Linked DNA regions of Mus musculus: region 1 is linked to region 2. The links are chromatin contacts, found by POLR2A ChIA-PET in ENCODE. All regions are on one chromosome and are shown on one strand. The core of a region is the stretch at or near the end of the contact, and the rest is flanking DNA. Distances in the headings are between cores, read along the strand shown.

The links. ChIA-PET counts read pairs that join two places held with the same protein, here RNA polymerase II (POLR2A).
Region 1: POLR2A ChIA-PET joins it to region 2 with 17 read pairs in Patski. The contact joins the promoter of Tor1b here to the promoter of Ntmt1 in region 2. POLR2A ChIA-PET finds 5 or more read pairs at or near these places in 3 of 5 experiments (Patski and embryonic stem cell).

Annotation. Positions count from the first base shown.
Region 1 is chr2:30,951,415-30,954,926 of GRCm38, reverse strand. It overlaps Tor1b (torsin family 1, member B), which reads right to left and starts at 1,926. Exons shown (of 5, transcript NM_133673.3): 1 at 1,704-1,926; 2 at 910-1,175. The coding sequence starts at 1,902.
Region 2 is chr2:30,805,586-30,809,451 of GRCm38, reverse strand. Ntmt1 (N-terminal Xaa-Pro-Lys N-methyltransferase 1) reads right to left here and starts at 1,484. Exons shown (of 4, transcript NM_170592.3): 1 at 1,369-1,484.

The DNA of each region.
Region 1 (3,512 bases), core at 677-3,176, 150 kb before region 2:
TACATCAGATTCAAGGGATGAAAAATGCAGAGATCTCACAAGGAAAACCAGGCTGGAGCTTTGCTTCCGACTCACACGGGCAGCAGACAGAGGTGGCAAGTTTTAGATGTGGCCATGCCCAAGCAAACTATCTAAGGCCGCCCTACCTAACACCCTGTGCCCTGCTGGGAATGGAAATCCCTTTATGAGTGCCTAAGGCAGAGGCCTGGAGACAGGAGGTGAGGAGTTCAGGTTGTGAGGGACAAGTCACCTTGCCTCTCTTGTCCACTTTCTCTGATTTCAGTCCCCTCCTCCCTCCCCCTATCCCAGGAATGATACCCCACCCCACCTCACCCCTACACTAGTTGGCTCCATCTTTAAATGATCATAGCATCCCCTACCTCACTGGATTATTTTGGAATAGCAATTTTAGAAACAAAGAAGATGGGACACACCTATAATCCCAGCACTTGGAAGTTGAAGGTAGGAGGATCAGAAGTTCAAAGCCAGCCTCTGCTATTTATAGTGAGTTTGAAGCCAACCTGGGCTACATTAGACCCTGTCTAAAACCACCCTCTCTCCCACATGCCATAAACTGGGCAAATTGATAGATGCCTGTTGATCTCAGCCCTCAGAAAGCTGGATCCCTAACACCAAAGCCAGCCTGGACTACACGATGAGGCACTGTCTCAGAAAGTATAAATAAAGAGAGGCTAGGCATTTAATCCCAGCCTTTGGAGGGCAGAGGTAGGTAGATCTCTGTGAGTTCCAGGCCTGCCAGACCTACACAGTAAAACTCAGTCAAATAAATAGCAGAAAGCAAAGCAGAGGCCAGATGGAGCACTTCAAGGCAGAGAAAGAAAAGCAGAGGCCAGAGCTACTGAGTAAAGTACCCCAGGCATATGATCAAAAATCGGTAGGTTTTCTTGCCTGGTACACCTTTATCTTCTGCTCATGAGGGAAGTGCAAAGTAGAGACGAACAGGTGGACAAAGTTACTCTTCAGGCCTTTTGGATAAAGGTTTTCAGCCACAATCTGGCTGATAAAATTCTTGCCCGTGCCAGCCCAGCCGTGCAAGGACAGAGTCAATGGTTTCTTGGAATTTTTGTTGTTCCTGAAGCCAGTCAATGCCTTGAGAATCACTTCGGTGGCAAGGTGCTGTCCAAACAGCTTCTCTTCCAAGTCCAGCTTGAGGGCTGCGGAGGCCCGCACCGGAACAAAGAGAAAAACACAGGTTAAAAAAGTACCTGAGTCAGAGGCACAGTTAGCGACTGATCCAGCAGGGCCAGAAGGGATGAAAAATGCAGAGATCTCACAGATCAGAGCCAGAATCATAAGGACCTACAGTCAGATCCTTAAGTGCCAGTTCTCCTTAACATCTAAATGTCAAACAAGCTACACAGATTCTTTCATCCAGGGAAGAACCATTTGGCGGCTGTGCTCCGGGCTAGCTTTCCCGCCACCCCTGATGGCTCGAAAAAAAAACAAACAAACAGCAAGAGCAACAGGCGGGCTTTCTGGATGGAGCTCCACGCCTGGCACCCCCTGGCGGGGCGCACCAGCTGGCCCCGTTGCGTTCAGTTCTCCAGGTGGTCATTGCAAGGCCTGCAAAGGTGTGGCGAGGTCCCGGCCGTGTGTGTCTCCCGCGGCGCCGCATCCAGCAGGAGCGGGAGCCAAGCTCCCAGTGCCCTCCCGCCCGCCCCGACCGGCCCGCGGGCACATACCCGACGTGTTGAGGGGCCGTTCCTCATGGCAGCACTCGGTGAAGCGGCAGTAGAAATCGGTATAGGACAGGTAGCCGGTGAGCGCCGACACGGCCCCGATGGCGATGCCCACGCTTACGGGCTCGAACGCCCCCGCCACGTGGGCGGCCAGCAGCGCCCACAGGGCCGTGGAGCCCCCAAACGCTCCGATTCGTCTCATCGCACGCAGGGAAGCACCGTGCGGCTGCGCTCCGAGCGCAGGATTCAGTCCCAGGGACTGAACTTCCGGTACGGCGCTGTCACTTCCGCTTAGCTAGAAAGCCGCCTTGTTGGAAAGGGGCGGGGAGATTATTGTCACCAACGTTGTGAGTGTCAGGAAACCCTCTAGAGACCATTAAAGGAATTTCATTCCTATCTTTTAGAGGTCCTGTTTGTTTGTTGGTTGGTTTGTTATACAAACACACACACACACACACACACACACACACAGGAGACGGAGAGAGGGAGAGAACGCAGAGATGGATCAGTTGTTAGGGGCACTGACTAGCTCTTCCTGAGGACCTGGGTTCACTTCCAAGCACCCACATTCCTGTTTTGTGACGGTCTCTAACCAGTTCCAGGGGTTCTGCCACTCTCTTTTGGCCTCTGTAAGCACTGCACACACACACACGGGACACAGACATACACGCAAGCAAAACAATCATACACACAACATAATAAAATTATTGGAAAATTATGCACACATAAAAATCAAAAGCCCAGATTGGGCTCCCAGCATCCACATCTGGTGGCTTATGATTGCCTGTACCTCCAGAACTTTTCCTCCGAGCTTTGTGGGCACCTCCACGTATACGGTGCTGTACAGAAGCTCAGGCGTGCACATACATATAAGATAATACATAAATAAATAAAATAATAATAATAATAATAGCAACAATAATGTGTGCTTGTTGTGAGAGAGACAGGGCTGAGCACTAGGGATGTAACGCACATAGGGACACCTGTGGGGGATTCACAAGGGAGACAGACATTTGTCTATGCGCATACCACACAGTGGGCCCCAGGTTGCCCGCTGGGAATTCATCCATGGAGTAGAGTTGGTCCTGCCTTTCAGGACACACAGGCTGTAGGGGAGGCAAGCAAGGGGACAAGGACTACTGAGTCATCAAAGTCCAGGTACTGTGGGGCAGGGAAAGCCTTTGCCTATGCTGAAGATTAGAGGTATTAATCAAAAACCGACGAAGTTGGTCATGCAGAAAACAAGCAGTGGTGTGGTTTATGTAAAGAGTAGAGTTTGTAAACAGCCCGTCTGAAATGTGTGATTACTCCTCCACACGCCTTCATTATATCAACTTGATATAGAATTTGAAGCCACAGGCTTTTTTCCTTTTTGTTTGTTTGTTTGTTTGGGTGTTTTGTTTTGTTTTGTTTTTGGGACAGGGTTTCTCTGCGGAGCCCTGGCTGTCCTTGAACTCACTCTGTAGACCAGGCTGGCCTCGAACTCAGAAATCCGCCTGCCTCTGCCTCCCAAGTGCTGGGATTAAAGGTGTGCGCCACCACCGCCTGGCTGCCACAGGCTTTTAATAGGGACAATACAGCCAACTTGAAGATCATTCCCCAAGGAAATAGATTGTCCATACATACTTGGTCCAGACTTTGCCAAACTTGGTTGAGTTCCTTTAGTAACTAATGTGCAATAAATAACTCGTGAACTCTGGCTGTGTGTCAGGCCCAACACTATATAAAGCACATATACCCATATACCAGGCTTACAGCAGGGAATAGGTCAGGTATGGCTCCTGACCTCACAACAGAGCCACTGACCACGAC
Region 2 (3,866 bases), core at 235-2,734:
TAGCTCACAACCATCTGTAATGGGATCTGATGCCCTCTTCTGGAGTGTCTGAAGACATCAAAAGTATACTTGCATACATATAACAAATTTTTTTTTTTTTTTTTTTTGGTTTTTTGAGACAGAATTTCTCTGTGTAGCCCTGGCTGTCCTGGAACTCACTCTGTAGACCAGGCTGGCCTTGAACTCAGAAATCCGCCTGCCTCTGCCTCCCAAGTGCTGGGATTAAAGGTGTGCAGCACCACTGCCCGGCAATAAATAAATCTTTAAAAAAAATCTTAAAACACAATTTTTCTCTCTGTCTTTCTGTCTGGTTTTTGAAATAGGGTTTCTCTGTGTAGCCTTGACTGTCCTAGAACTCATTCTGTAGACCAGGTTGGCCTCAAACCCAGAGATCCACCTGCCTCTGCCTCCTGGATGCTGGGATTAGAGGCGTGTGCCACCTCTGCCTAGTTCAAACATAGTTAAAAAGATCAAGTAAGGAAAACGTGTTAAAACCTCCAAATCACACAGACCCTGGTAAAGCTGGAGCCCACCTATGAGATCATGTGGCCTTTGGTCAGTCCAGAAGATGCAAACACAAGCTCCGGGTACACCCAGAACCACACACCTGCAGACTCTGACCTTTTGATTATGTGGCTCTGGCCTTCAGGAAAGCATCCCCCCTCCCCCCAACACACACACAAGCACACACACAGGAAAGCCAGCTTAAGGAAACGATGTGCCTTAAAACAGCACTTGGGAAAGGACCAAAAGTTAGGAGAGGATTTAGGCTTCTCACTTAGACCCCAGTCACTGAGTGCCCCACCCCATACATCATTGTCATCAGTTACAGCACCTGTCCTAGGCCCTTATCAAAAGGATTAAAGACCAAAATGATCACACAGTTGGTGGAGCAGCAAAGCCTGGAGCATCTGGAAAAGATGGCAGGCAGCCTTGCAGAAGAGAGGCTGACCTTGGCCTCAAGGGCTCATGACAGTAACGATGTTGGCCAGAGCTGGAGGCAGTTAAACGTGATGGCAACCCGTGCAACCAAGCACTTAACTGCGAGGACTTGAGCCAAGCACGGCGCCGATTCCACACACCAACCTTGCAGTGGCTGCTTTCCTTATCTCAGAGGGGAAACTGAGGACTGGAAAGTGATGTACGGGCGCGAGTGAAGATACGTCTTGCCAGCCTCCACCAACGTGGCTTCCTCCAACCCAATCCGTGGTCACCAGAGTCCCTGCCCAGGTCTGATCGGTGAACCTCCATGGGACGTGCACGTGGGCCAGGGCCAGGCCCAGGTCACTTGACGACGGGGCCTCACCGCTTCAGGCAGTTGGGGTGAGCACCTCCCTCCTCCCTGGCCGCGTCCCTCGCGATACTTACCTGGGTCGGGGCTCCAGGGACCCGAGAGAAAAGGACGGGTTGAGAAGGAGGCTGGCAAAGACCGTAGCCCACAGCAGCCGCCACCACTCTACCGGACCAGACACCTCGCGGCCTCTGCCTTTGTCCGCACACGTCACTTCCCCGAGCCTGGAGGGGGCTGGACTCAAGATCGCTCCGCCCCGAGGCCAGTTCACTCCGCCCCAAGACTAGCTCATCCCTCTCCACAGACAGATAGCCCCTCCCCAGGGCCAGATCGCCGCGTCCCACAGGCAGCTCACGTCCAGATCGTCCCTCCCCCACAGCCAACTCCGCCCTCTCCAGGGCCTGCTCACACCTCTCCACGCCCCCACAGCCAACCCCGCTCCACGGCCTGCTCACTCGACACGCCCAGAACTTCTCTCCGCGCGACTAACTCGCCCCTCCCCACGCCCAGCTCGCCCAAACACAAGACCAGCTAGTTCCGCCCCACGGCCAATTCGCCCCTCCCCATCGCTACCTCGCTTGTCCCCGAGGCCAGTTCACCCCGCCCCCTGGCCAGATCGCCGCACTCCAAGGTTTGATCGCCCTATTCTTCGGCCAGATCGCCTTTTCCTTCGGGATCCTAACCCAGTTTTTTGCCTACGCGCAGGGACTTCATGATGAAGGATCCACAGCTGATATCTCACACACTTGAGGGTGTAGCTCTTTTAAGACAAGAGTCCAACTGAGTTCTGGCCGTAAACTTCAGGATCCTTCTGCATCATCGACGTGGTTGCTGGGGTTACAGGCACGCGCCTCCATGCGCCACAAGGCTGGATTCTTAAAAACCAACATCATGAGAGTTTTCCACCCTAAAAGGAGAATTAAGCCGGGCGTTGTTGGCGCACGCCTTTAATCTCAGCACTCGGGAGGCAGAGGCAGGCGGATTTCGAGGCCAACCTGGTCTACAAAGTGAGTTCCAGGACAGCCAGGGCTATACAGAGAAACCCTGTCGGGGGGGGGGGGGGAGGAGGATTAAAAGCCATTGTTGCTCAAATCCACCCATGCCCACTAGTATATTAAAATAATATATCAACCCAGGAAAGAGAACAGGAAAGAAAGGCTTTGACAGAGGTAAGGATTGCCAGGCCAAATAAAGCAGAAATCTAGAAGTTTGCCCTCCTGAGGACCGCCCTTCCCTATCCACTCAGACAATCTGCACCGGGTCTTGAAGGAAAGATGAGCTTGCTGCATGCAAACCCCCTCTAACCGCCTCGGAGTTCTAAGTTGCCTCTTCTAACTGGTGGATGTAATGATTCAGCTACAATACTCTGAGGGTTAAATTTGTGGGATTTGCGAGTTTAGGCTAGAGTCTAGTGGGGCTTGCAGGCAATGAAGGTTATCATAATAAGTATTTTTGCCTTAAGCTCACCTCTGTTGGCTGACACACCGGCTGTTAGACATACTTGTCATGCCTCCTGGGCTCTGCATTACAGTAGGTGCTTAAAGTTGTGTTTTGCTTTTACTTATTCTTTTTTTTTTTTTTTTCCTTTTCTGGATCAGTGCCTTGCTAGGTAACCCAGGATGGCCTGAAACTCACAGTGATCCTCCTGCCTTTGAAATGCTGGGATTGAAAGAATGCACTACCACACCTAATGTGTATTTACACATTAATACTGAAAGCAATAGAGGCTTAGGAGGCGGAAAAATCCTACCCCCAATTGAGTCCCCACCCCAAATCTGTGCACCTAATAGTTGATAGCTACTCTGGGTTATTCTAGGTATTACCTGGTTTCAATAGTTCAAAGAGCTATTCACCACCCCAAAGTGGTGAATACTTGTAATCCCAGCACCTGGGAAGTGGAGGCCGGAAGACAAGGAATTAAAGGTTATCTTTTGCCGCACAATGAACTTAACACCAGCCTACACTACCAGAGACCTAGTCTCAAAAACAAAAGCCAAGGAGCTGAAAAGATGACTTGTGACTCAGCAGTTAAGAGTGCTTGTTGGGGCTTTAGAGATGGCTCAGTGGTTGAGGGCACTGGCTGCTCTTCCAAAGAACCTATATTCAAATCCCAGCAACCACATGGCAGCTCACAACTGTCTGTAACTCAAAGATCTCACACCCTCACACAGACATATGTGCAGGCAAAATGCCAAAGCACATGAACATAAAAACAAAAATAAATTATCTTAAGAAAGGAAGGAAGGAAAGAAGGAAGAGTGCTTCCTGCTTTTACAGAGAACTAGAATTCTGTTCCCAGGCAATCTGACCCCTTCTGGACTCAAAAGACACCTGCACGTATGTATGCATGCACACATGCTTATGCACACAGAGATAAGTAAAAAGTAAAATTTCCTTTAAAATGCAAGTTTGGTCTGGTGTGGTGACTCACACCTTTAATCCCAGCACTCAGGGGGCAGGGGCAGGAGGATCTCTGTGAGCTCAAGCCCTGCCTAATCTATAGAATGAGTTCCAGGACAGCCAAAGCTACACAGTGAGACATGGTCTCAAAAAAGCCAAAATTATTAATAATAAG